Linked DNA regions of Homo sapiens: region 2 is linked to region 1. A link is an interaction called in ENCODE POLR2A ChIA-PET data of the cell type or tissue named here. Cell type or tissue: PC-9. All regions are shown on one strand. Links, peaks and the distances in the headings refer to the core of each region. The heading gives the core; the rest is flanking DNA. Region 1 overlaps SLC6A6 (solute carrier family 6 member 6). Region 2 overlaps LOC100293612 (a long non-coding RNA gene).

What was found. Peaks named below come from ENCODE experiments on the same cell type or tissue, not always from the same donor. Only the 100,000 strongest peaks of a DNase experiment are listed, where the experiment ranks them.
Region 2: POLR2A ChIA-PET joins it to region 1 with 5 read pairs; 2 of 35 experiments call an interaction of 5 or more read pairs at or near these places.

The regions. Positions count from the first base shown.
Region 1 is chr3:14,488,684-14,494,881 of GRCh38, reverse strand. SLC6A6 (solute carrier family 6 member 6) reads right to left here. Exons shown (of 15, transcript NM_003043.6): 15 at 5,533-6,198. It overlaps GRIP2 (glutamate receptor interacting protein 2), which reads left to right. Exons shown (of 24, transcript NM_001080423.4): 23 at 1-39; 24 at 1,056-5,775. The coding sequence ends at 1,217. Among named protein-coding and RNA genes, the nearest start is that of GRIP2, 49 kb to the left of the region's middle. In PC-9, for the core only: no CTCF peak of the experiment used is centred there; a DNase peak (open chromatin) is centred at 3,851; H3K27ac peaks cover 1,485 bases.
Region 2 is chr3:13,641,576-13,647,773 of GRCh38, reverse strand. It overlaps LOC100293612 (a long non-coding RNA gene), which reads left to right. Exons shown (of 2, transcript XR_110033.3): 2 at 1-661. Among named protein-coding and RNA genes, the nearest start is that of LINC00620, 6.0 kb to the left of the region's middle. In PC-9, for the core only: a CTCF peak has its summit at 4,083; no DNase peak of the experiment used is centred there.

The DNA of each region.
Region 1 (6,198 bases), core at 792-5,791:
CACCGTGGAGGCCTCCAGCCCTTCGACAGGGTCCTGCAGGTAATGCTGGGGCAGGGGCTCCATAGTGGGGGTGGCATTGTTTCCTAGCCTGAGGGTGGGGAAAGAGCCTGCATCTATCGCCTGTGAAGAGGGCAGGACAATGCAAGTCTGAGTCAGGTTAGCCAAAGTTGCATTGCGGGCCCCAGCACCCTCAGCCTCAGAGGCTGAGCACACACAGACCTTTCTTCTTACACCCCATGCCCATTGTGGGCTGGTGGGGGCCTTCTTGTCCCGGGCTGATGGAGCATCCGCCCATCTTGGAATTGACCCTCTGAGACACGTGGCCTCCTCAGACTCCACAGCAGAGGAGACAGACTGGAAAGTCACACGTGGATTTTTTCCGCCTTCACCCAGAAGCAACACTCATCACCTTGCTTCACAGCCGATGGACCAAACCCCTCATGTGACCTTCCTAACTAACTGTGAGGGAGCCTGGGAAGCGTGGGACATCGTGTACTGGGCACTCCGTGCCGCCCCTTCTCATGCCCTGGCTATTTTTGCTCCCTCAGTGTGTTTTTTGCCATATTTATATGAAATTTACTCAATTCATGTTTTCTCTAAATTGATGGCACTTTTTCAATTTACATTTGACTTTGAAAGGAAACTTTTTGTCTCCATTAGGAGTGAAAATCTTGCACCCCTTGCTTTGAAATAGAAAGTGGGTGTAAAATGCAAATAAAATAGAAAGAAGACAATGTCACATCACACAGTTCTAGGCAGGAGGCTCTCTGAGTGTGTGGTCTGCTCTTTCATGTGAGAAAGGGAGAAAAGCAAGAGTTAGAGGGGTATGAAAGGTATACCTGCCCCTTCCTAGAACTTTCTCTTTGATGAAACCTAACAGAAGGACTGAGAGAGAGTTAGAGGAAGAATGTTCCTCTGTGTGTGGTGCTGGTGATGTCAGGGCTTGCGTCAAGGCTGGGGCAGGACCCATCTTTAGGACATCACATGCCTCTTGCTCCCTTCAGCGCAGCAGGGCTGACATCTCGGTTCTGTTCCCTTGCTTGTGCCCCATGCAGGTCAACCACGTCCGTACACGGGACTTCGACTGCTGCCTGGCGGTGCCACTCCTGGCCGAGGCGGGTGATGTCTTGGAGCTGATCATCAGCCGCAAGCCGCACACGGCACACAGCAGCCGGGCCCCCCGATCGCCAGGCCCCAGCAGTCCCCGGATGCTCTGAAGTCAGCATGTGGGCCGAACTCCTAAGGGGCCACCCAGGCAGATCCTGGCTCCCAGACACGTAGCTGGGCTGGAGAAGCGGCCACCCACTCATTCATCTGTTGGTCTGGCAGACTCTGAGCCTGGGATGATGCTTGGTCTCTGTTCCCCAGGTCTGTGGTGACTGGGGTGCCAGGCAGGGAGGTCCTGCCCTAGTTGGAGTGACAGCTGGGGTCTCTCGCCAAGTTGGGTCTCCAAGATGCCCAGAGGAGCCTCCCTTAAGAAGGGTTGGCACAGGCTGCTCAGCCGAGAGGAGAGAGGCCTGGGGGCTGTCCCAGGTCTCTGTGGGGCCTCCTTGGAGAGGTCGAAGATGTAGGGAGCACTTCCTCCCAGCAAAGCCATGGAGCTGGAATGAGCTGCAAGGAGGAGTGAGTTCTCGGTCACAGGAGGTGAGCAGGCAGGAGCTGGATACCCCAGCGCAGTCATGCATTGGGGTATGAGGCATTCCCATGATGCGTGCACACGCGCTTGGGGGTTGGCTTCCTGATGGGGAGCCACTTCATCTAGAGACTCGGCCACCAGGAAGGATGCTGCTTCGGATGGGAGCCCAGCTCCTTCGCTTCTCCAGAATAGGGGTTTGGGGCTTGCTAGTCCTGAGATTCTGAGATTCCCAGAATCTGGTCCCCACTTATGAGACTCTTAAGTTGGGGCGTCTGGGATCCCAGGAAGTGCTGGCCCTTTGATTCTGAAAGTGGGTGATTCTTTGATTTCAGCATCTCAGTCTGAAGCTTCTGGGACTTGAGACTGTGGTTCTGGGCCCATTGGGCAGGCTCTATGGGCCTTGGGCTCTCAGCCCTCCTGCTTCTTCTGTAGGCCGTGTGGCCACTGACCCATCTGCACGTCCGCTCAGCCCAAGCCCCTCCATGTGGGAGGGGTCATTTTGGGGCAAAAGACCCTGGAGCTTCCATTCACCTGCCATCCAGTGAAAATTGAAAAGCGATGGACGCAGGACCTGTGAGGCGGTAGCGCTCCTCTTTACAGCCAGATCAGTGGAGGAAGAGGAGAAAGAGGGAGGGAGATGGGAGAGAAATGGGCCAGAGAAAAAGATGGGACACTCTTGCCCAGTGGAGGGTGTCCAAAGTGCTTATTCAAAGAAGTCTATTCCCACTTGAAATCTGGAAGCACCAGCATCCCTTAAAATCATTGTCCTCAGTGTCCACAAATCAGAGACCCTCTTCATTTTGAGAAGGGTGTGGGCCTCCCCTGGTGGTCTAGTGAGTGGTGCCTGGGATGGAGTGGGCGGGCAGGTGTAGCCAGGGCTGGGGATGTGCTTTGCCTGGCCCAGTTCTCACAGGGGTCTCAGGAAAACGGGGCACCCACTCCCACCTCCATCTGTCTCCAACCTGGGGTCCCTGGAGGCCAGAAAAGTGCTCTTCCATTTGAGGGAACAGATGAGGAGTCAAGAGGTCTGTTCTTTTCACCCTGGGTCTGTTACCTGTTTGCTGTGTGACCCTGTCTGGGTTGGACCCCCAGCCCCTCTGGACGATCACGGGTGGACAGTCTGAGCAGACACAGGCCTCCTGGTCAGGGCCGGAACCATCTCTGCCGACCCACCAAGGCCCCCTTGGGGACCTGCCCACGCTGTCTCCTGGAGGCCTGCCTCCCTTACCCCTCCCCTCCACTTCGCTGGGCTCTGCCCCTTGGTGCCCTCCCTGAGGGCCCTGCATGCTTGTGCCTGGGGTGCTCAGCGCCTCTGCTATCTTGGATTCCCGTGTACTCAGCCCAGAGTGAAAGGGCACTGTCTACCTGTCACAGGGCACCAAGTGAAAGCCAAGAGCCCTCACTTTTGAGGGTGAGGGACAGCACAGCAGAGGTGTGGCTTCTGGATGCAAGCAGCCATAGCTGTGTGACCTTGGACAGGTGGCTCAGCCTCTCTGGACCTCTGCTAAGCAACAGGGCTGGACAGGACACACTCTCAGGGCCTCTCGGCTTGGGAAAACTGCATTGACTCCAGGACTCCAGGCGAGGGAAGATGCACCCGACTCTAACTAATACCCCCCTCCCTCCTCGGGCTGAGGCCTCTGCCATTCTCCCAAAAGTATGCAATCAGGCCCGCGGTGGGCCTCCCAGCCATGCCGGCCTCCTCATATGCAATATTTCTTCTGGCTTCTCATGGGGATGGTTCATCCCCGACTTGAAATTTCCTGACACCTTTCCCCAGTGAGCGCCCTGCCTGCCTATGCATTTTGGGAACAGCCCCTGTGACATGTCCCCTTCCACCTGCCCTCTCCCCCAAAGCTGTATTTTTCTCTGGCTGAGATTAGAACACATTCCTTGTAAAGTATTTTTCTACATCGGGTTTTCTTAGGGCTCTCGGGAAGCACAAGGGGCTGTATTGCAAAGGCCGCTTATGGTCTGTTTGGGGCCCTCGTCTAAGTCTTTGTCCCACCAGGGGTTGCAGTGGCTTGGGGGTAGGTGCCATGGGGATGATTTTTTAAAATAAAATTATTTAAATCCACCTAGAGTAGAAGTTTGCTTTTTAAAAAAATCATGGATTGGCAAGAGTCAGCTTCTGTATGGGTCTGGTGACATCTCACCTGCTTTTGATGATTCATTAATTCAAAAAGTTTGCCATTTGCTTCCATCATCCAGCCCCTGGGCAACATGAATCAGACAGATTTAGGTCATGTCTGCACATTCTGGTGGCAGGCAGACAATCAACAAGTAAGCAAATAAATAATTATTTCAAAAGGCATCAAGTGCAACAAAGAAAACAAGGGAGTAACGGGATAGAGGGACCAGGGTGAGGGGCTTTAGCTCACAATATTAGGAGGGGTTTCTCTCAAGAGGCGACATTTGCAATGAGACCTGAAGACAGGAGCCAGCCTCCATGGAGACCTGGAGGAAGAGTGTCTCAGGCAGCGGGCACAGCTAGTGCAAAGGCCCTGAGATAGGAACGAGTTTGACGGTCTCAAGGAAGAGAAAGAAGGCCTGGGAGGGGAATGGGGCTGGAGACTAGGTTGGAGGTAGCAGGAATCAGTCGTGAAGGCTTGGGTAGGGGGAGCAAATTTGATTCTCTGCGCAGCAGAAAGCCAGAGGCAGGCAGTGGTGCCTGCATATGGAGTCTCTTTAGCCCAGGTTGGGAAGGTAGTGGCAGGAGGGCAGCCTCAGGTCTGGCTGCTGCCCTGGAGTGTCCAGAGAGTGTCTAGGGCAGGTGAGCTACAGGGTCTGGGACCCAGAGGCCAGGGCCAGGCCCCACTGGGGAGGCCACAGTTCTGTGAGCAGAGGAAGAGCTTCTTTCCAGGAAGCGAGTACTCTGTCTTGGGAGTGGTGTAGGCAGGGGGAAGGCCAAGGGAGGCAGCAGGCCTTGCTCTAAGCGCTTTGCAAGAGCTTGCTGGATCCTCCCAATAGCCTTTGGAGGTGGGCTCTATTCCTGTCCCATCATTACAGATGAGGAAACAGGCACAGAGAGGTTACGTAATTTGCCCAAGTCCACACAGGTAGTAAGGGATGGAACCAGGGCTTGAACACAAGCCACATGGCCCAGTACACATAGAGAGAGGCAGGCAGGTAGGCATAGGCTGTCAGAAAGAGCCAGAAAATGGGGGTAGGGTGGTCTTCTATTCTAACATTGTCTATAAATGAGTTACTGAGAATTTTGTCTGGTTAGTTGGGCAAAGGGCTCAACTGACTCCCGAGTTTGTCCATCCCAAAGGGTGGGGGGCGCTGTTGGCAGGAAGGCTGCCCCAAACATGGACCTGTTGTGACCCCAGAGAGCCCCTAACTGGGTATTAATGAGCGCCTGCACCTGACGGTGGGGGAGTGGGAGAAGGGCAATCAGGTTTGCTCCCCCTCTACCCTTTCCCCCACTCCGCCACCCGCTTTCTGCCCTTCTGGCAGGTCAGCCCAAGGCTAAAGAGGAGGGACTGAAAGCCGCAGCAGGTGAGCACCTAAGGCCAAGAGCATCACCTCCAATCATCCTGGTGGCCTTGATGGGGACAATGGTTTATTCCAGATGGGGAAACTGAGGCTCAGGTGACTGCTGCCAGATCTCCCAGCTGTACAGGGCTGGGCATGTAGCAGGTAGAATCAGTAGAGCCAGTAGAGCCAAGAGCTCATGGGCCCGGGTGCGAATCCAGGTTCTTTCATGGACTTGCTGTGTACCCCTGAGTGAGCAAGCTGCTTCCTCTGTGAGCCTCCATGTGGGAACCTCTAACCTGGGAAAATACCTACCTTTGAGGAGCGTCCTGGGATTGGACGGGAAGCCCTTTATAAAATGTAAAGCGTTTGGCAAACGTTGAGGGGGAAATACCTCACCAGAACACAACCCACACATGTTGGATGTTAAAAAGGAAATGTTTATTTTCATGTTATAAGGTGATTACAAACTCCTCTAAAAAAAGCAAAGATGAATTTAAAATATTGATATACATATTTATCTAAAAAGCAAAAGAGAAAAAAACCCCTGCAAAATACAGGGAATCATATCATAAAACATTTATACACAAAAGCTTGTATACTGCAAGACTGAACTACACACCAAGGATCTTGTTCAAATACAAATGTTCCTCCTCAGAAAAGTCTCTTGTTGGTTGATTTTTTTTTTATAAAAGTTTAAAATATCTTAAAAATATTTTGAAGTTTTAAAAAAATGTCCTGATGAGCCAGACATATTTCTGGAAGGAGGCAAGACCCACATTCTCAGCTTTCTCTTGTGCTAAATACAGAGTCACAGTTGCTAGGGATTGGGAGATTAATTGGGTAAAAAAAAAAAATGAAGCCAACATCTCAATTTGAAGTCAAATATATAACAGGATGCTCCATCCCTCGGAGAACACGCCAGAACATGTCTGTAGTGACACCCACAAGAGAACAATGCAAAAATGCTTCCTATTACAACAATATATATTCTGAGGATCAGGGAGAGAAGGAAAGGGGGAGGGCTGCCCCCTGCTTTCTGGACTGCCCACCTCTACAAGTTTGGCTCTCTGGGTTTGTTTTGT
Region 2 (6,198 bases), core at 476-5,475, 850 kb after region 1:
TGGAGGGCAGCCTGAAAAAATGGGGTCAAAACTGGAGTACAGACACCCATGATCAGCAGTTCGCTCCTTGGTTGCATGTCCAGGGAAGTCCACAAATGGGCCCCCTTCTCTGCAGCAGAGTCTGTGGGGTGCGTACCTGGGAGCAGCCTGGACACGTGATCCCAGGGAAAGTGTGGGGTGCCCCTCGGAGGACTCCGTAGCAGGCACCAGCAACAGACAAGATGTGCGCCAACAGGAAGGAACACTTAACACTGCTGACTACACAATCAGGGAGCCGAGTGGCATCCGTAACACCAGGCTGCAAAGCAACTGCAAATATGTGCACCAAAGAGTGCACTGCAGCGAGTGGGGAGGAAGAGAAACTTCACAGTGGAGAGACCCAATCAGCACGACCTCAGCCAGATGGGCAACGCCAGCATCACAAGGGATGCCTCATGTTGACAGCAGCTGCCCTCCATTGGATGTGCTGATCAGGGCACTTTACCTCTGTGATCTTCCTCCCCAGACCCACAATCCCAGTCTAATCATGAGAAAAGTGTCAGACAAACCCCAGTAGCGGGCATCCTACGATGTATCGGGCCAGTCCTCCTCAACTGTCAAAATCGTCAAAACCAAGGCAAGAGCCAGGCATGGCGGCGTGTACCTGTAGTCCCAGCACTTTGGGAGGCTAAAGTGAGAAGATTACTTGAGACCAGGAGTTCAAGACCAGCCTGGGCAACACAGAGAGACCCCCCCCCATCTCAAAACAAAAACAAAATCCCAGAGCTAGTCTAAGAAACCGTAATGTGTATCCCAGAGGAGGTCCTGGGACAGAAAAAGGACATTAAATAAAAGCAAAGGAAAGCTAAATAAAGTATGGACTTTAGTTAAGAATGTATCAATATTGATTGACACATATCTCACTGTGCACATATAGTAATGTAAGGTGTTAACAGTAAACGGAATTAGGTGGGGGACTACTCAGAATTATCTTTGCACCTTTTCTAGAAATCAAAAACTATTCTAAGACTAAAACTTTATTTTAAAAAATACATGCCCACCGCACCACAGTACCCATTTTCTAAACCAATTTTCAGCACAGAGATACACAATGAAGGTGTTAGGATGGAGGCCGGCGGGGCAGGGATGGGGATATTGACACAGCCCCCAGGGACAATGGTGTGGGTGAGTGCCAGCCTTCACCCCCTAGCTCTCCAAAACTAACCCAACAGGAAGGCCAGGGGCCCCAGGCACTCCCCACATGCCCTCTGCATGCCCTGATGGTGGGGCAGCTGCACAGACCTGCCCATCATGGTGTGCCCATCTCTAGCTGGTCCCAGGCTGGCCATGCCCAGAGAGGACAGGCAGGCTGACCCAGGTGTGGGCCCCACAGGCAGCAGGAAGGCCCTGGCAGGGGAGGCCAGCAGGTGGGCTGGGTGCTGCCCTGACCGTGTGGGACTAACACATATGAGTGTGTCTGGGGTCTGGGGACCTGTGTTCCATTCCACACACCCCTCCTCAGGGCCGGGAGAGCAGCGCACATGCGGGAGGGTGGAGATCATGAACATGGGTGTGAATGTCGCTGCTCTAGCTGAGATGGGTCCGCCAGGCTTGTCCAGTCTGAGATGGGTGAGTCACTGTCTTGTCCCTGAGATAAGAGAGGGGCCCAGGCATGAGATACAGCCCAAATGATAAGACTGGCATCCCAGGACCCCACACCATAGCATCCCAATATCCCCAGAGGGATCAGCTCCAGCAGGGCCTCCCTTATAATCCATTCTCCAGCCTACAGCCAGAGGGGTATGGGGAAATGCAGTTCCAAGGCTGTCATCACTGCCCCGTGCTTCAGCTGCTCCCAGTGCTCTGGGGATTTGCTCAGAGCCCTGGTGGAGGCTCGTGGTGCCTTGCTGACCCTGCCTCACCCCACCCCCTCCACCCTCATCCCTCATCCAGTCCTTCCAGGCAGATCAGGCTTCTCCGCTTCAGAAGCTTTGCACGTGCTGTTCCCTTGGGCTGGCATGCCCTTCCCTGCTTTTCACTGCATCCAGCTGGACTTTTTTTTTATTATGTTCAACAGAAAATTCACAATCAGGTCTTCGGCCTGCCACTCAGCTCTGCCTGCCCTTCCCCTTCAGGAGACAGGTGCCGCTTTGTGAGCTGCCATAGGCTTTCTGCCTCCCGCTTGGCCACCAACCTCCAACTCACAGCTCAGACTCTCTCATCCCTCTGCAGGGCAGTATAACTCAGCAGTCCAATTCCTCTGGTCTTTGTAGCCATCATTCCCTCAAATTTTTCCAATGCCTGCATCAGCATTCCCAGCCACAGCATTCCCTCTACCAGCATTCCCTGTGAGTGTTCCCGGGCCACCACTGGTGCCATCTTTAGCAATCGTGCTGCCACCTTGTGCTGGGGAATATCTGTGCCCCAACCACCAATGAGCTCCAGTAAAAACTCTGGATACCAAAGGCTCAGATAAACTTCCTTGGTTGTTTATCCTCTTTGTGTATTATCATACATCATGTCTGGGAGGAGGTCACACCATCTGAGACAACCAGAAACTCCATGTTTGGACCCTTCCTGGACTTTGCCCTCTGTGTCTCTCCCCTTGGCTGGCTTGGATGTGTATGCTTTCACTATAATAAAATTGTAATAAGTATAGCACTTTCCTGAGTGCTATACTTTTCTTTGAGTCATTCTAGTGAATGATTGTATCTTAGGGTGGTTACAGGGACCTCTGACTATGTCACCAATTGATCTGAAGGGACGGTGATCCTGGAAACCCCATTCTCGGCTGGTGCCTGAAGTAAGAGCAGCCTGGTGGGGACTCCTTCCTTAAACTCTATCATTTGCTGAACTCCTTACAGTTGGTGTCAGAGTTGGGACTTTCTAGACCAACCCTGACTCACTGGAACATGTGGTTTGGGAAGAGTAAAAGGGTAGGAGCTGAGGAAACTTTCATTCCTGGTGGTGGCTGTGCTGCAATCCATTTTTTGTCTTTTTTTTTTTTTCAAGTACACTTGCAGGTAGAACCAATACAATCAATTTTTTGTAAGGTAAAAGTTATCAATGGAATTTAGAAATGAGGGATCCAACTCCTAAGCAGTTGGCTCACTAGAATATAAGGAAATGCAAAGAAACAACAAAAAAGGAAAATGTGAAATCCCTTGGTTATTGTTATCTGCAGTGGTTAAAAGGTAAGTGAGTGTAGGAAGGGACCCTGGTGCTGAGCCAAGATTCTGGTCAGCCTGGACCACAGCCTCTAGCCTGAAGCCCTACCCAAGGAATGTGTGGGGTAGATTCCGATGCTGGGCCAGGGTACAGTCAGTTGACCCAAGGTGTAGCTACTGGCCTCAGAGCCTCCTCCAAAGGGAAAAGTGTGCCGAGACAACAGATAGTAAAGGTTTTCATAAGAGCATGGACAAAACAAAGGGGTAGGACCAAGGAGAGAGTCAAGGGACTCATCCCAGCAGGGTGGAAGCTTTTAAACAGGTGTTAAGAAATAAGATGAATAAAGTGGATATTGATGAGGACGAAACAACGGTCTCAATGCAGCACTCACAGAAGCTGGATGGACCCTGCCGGCCGCCCAATGTGAAAAGGCCCTAAAAAATCTGCTTTATTCATTCTAGTTCGGAAGATTTTTAAAACCTGGGAGGCCTAAAATGACAGTGAGAATTCTGATCTCAAGTTGCCTGAGGCAGTGGTCTCACAATCTAACCAGGAGAAGGCCTGAGTCTCTCGGCCCACCCCCTAGCTGGGGACCCAAAGCCATACACACACGGGTGAGTGAAATGGCCGGGGGAGGAGAACAGACTCCGTCTGTGGGAGCCTCTGCTCTGTGATTCCAAACCTGTCAGCGAAGCCCGAATGGAGGCTCTCGTTCAATGGGGAGGATTTAGAAATGTGATGGTTGACGGAATTAAGGTGGATACTTAGGTGAAAACTGGAATGTTGGAACAAATTCTCTGTGAAGTGCCTGCACCTGCTTTATCGGAGCATATGCTGGGGATAGAGATGGTCTGGCTGGGGAATGCTTCTCCCACCAATTGCTGTAAAATAGAAGGCAGGTAAACCTGCCCTTCTGGCAATAGTGATTGAAGACCAGCATCTGGTCAGCTGATTCAGACTTTGGAGGGTACACACTCCACGTCCAGGAATATTGCAACTCCTTCCCATAAAACTACCCCCAAAAGCCCTGGAGTCCTTACACAGACCAGGCTGTACGGCAAAAGCCTGTTAGTGCCACCCAGGGGTGACCACTGGGATTTGGGACTAGAAAATTTTCATTGGAGAGACAATGATTGCATTTTGACTGAGGCCACTCTTATGATTGAAGGCTATAAAATAATCTAAAAATCTGAAATACACATAATGTTCTGGACGATGTCAAAGAAACACCCTAATGGGGAGGGCAACACCCAGAATTTCCTTTTTTTTTTTTTTTTTTTTGTGAGACAAGGTCCAGCTCTGTCACCCAGGCTGGAGTGCAGTGGTGCCATCTCAGCTCACTGCAACCTCCGCCTCTTGGACTCAGGCCATCCTCCCACCTCAGCCTCCTGAGTACCTGGGACTACAGCGTGCGCCACCATACCTGGCTAATTTTTGGATTTTTTGTAGAAATGGGTTTTTGCCATGTTGCCTGGGCTGGTCTCAAACTCCTGAGCTCAGGCGATCTACCCGACTTGGTTACAGGCGTGAACCACCACACCCGGCCCCAGAGTTTCTTAATAAAATGGAAATGGTTTGTGCAGGAATGTGCTGCCTGGGGATGCAAAGGGGTACTTGGCGTAGTCATGAGCAGACAGGCTTTCCCCTAGGGCCAACTTTAGAACCACCCGAGGGGCTGCCAGATCCTACTGTCACTTGGCTGATGCTCTGTGAGAGCTCTTGACTGGCCAGTGTGTACAGATGATGGTTCCAAGGTATGCGGACAGCACAGTTTGGAAGGCCAGCCCTCCAATGGAAGAAGGTGAAAATGAATCAGCTCGGTGGGAGGGACTGCGTGCTGTTCAGTTGTGTGTTTGTGTTTTTACTGATTCATGGGTGACCTTGTCAGACCCTATGGTCAGGCAGGAGGGCAGCGGAAACCTGGCCTATTAAAGGGATACCCGTGTGGAGCACAGCCCTGCAGAATCACCCTGGGAATCTGAGGGGTGCATTAAAGTGGGACATGTTGATGCCCATCAAAGGAACCCCCTTCCAGGATCAAGAAGTGATTGGGATGGCAAGTAGGCGTCCCAGTGTGCTCGCTTGGGGTGGCACCCTGGGTCCACGAAATGAGTGGACATTGGGGCTGCAGATGAACCTAGACACATTCCTCTTGCACCCCCTAGGCACAGTTCATAAGAGCTGTTCTTTCTGCCAACAGACAGAGAAACAGAGACTGCCGATGGCTGTGCAGCAGAGTCCCATGAGGGAAGGCCTTGCATGGAGCTGGCAAGACAAACCAAACATAGAAGCCCCAGGAGGCCACCAATGGGCCCTGACAGGGAAAGGCGAGCCACTGACTCTCACCTGGGCTTTGCCTCCCTGGCAGCAGACGCTTGAGGTACTATAAAAGTGTGGCGATGGGAGACAGTGCACGAATTTGCACTGCCCACTCACACTTCTCCCGACCAAGGGACACACTTTACAGCCCTGAATGTCCCACAAGGGGCAGAGCACTCTCATCCTTGGCGTAAGGTTGGATAGAGAACTGGAACATGTCATGGATACTGGTTGTCTAAAACAGAGGTGGTGGGGCAGGAAAGAGTGACTTGCACGCCATCACAAGTGTGTGTCCACCCCAAACATGAGAAGGGCCAGGAGAGGGTCCCTGCTAGATAGAGTCCCACACCTCTTCTTTTCTGTTTTTGTTTTGTTTTGTTTTGTTTGAGTCTCACTCTGTTGCCCAGGCTGGAGTGCAGTCATGCGATCTCAGGTCACTGCAACCTCTACCTCCCGGGTTCAAGCGATTCTCCTGCCTCAGCCTCCCAAGCAGCTGGGATTACAGACGTGCACCACCACATCCGGCTAAATTTTTTTTTTTTGTATTTTTAGTAGAGATGGGGTTTCACCATATTGGCCAGGCTGGTCTCGAACTCCTGACCTCAAGTGATCCACCCGCCTTGGCCTCCCAAAGTGTTGGGATTACAGGCGTGAGCCACTGTGCCTGGCCTCCTATGCCTTTTCTAAGAGAACTGGGGAAGGGAGGTTGCTGGTAAGACTGCTTTTCTTTTC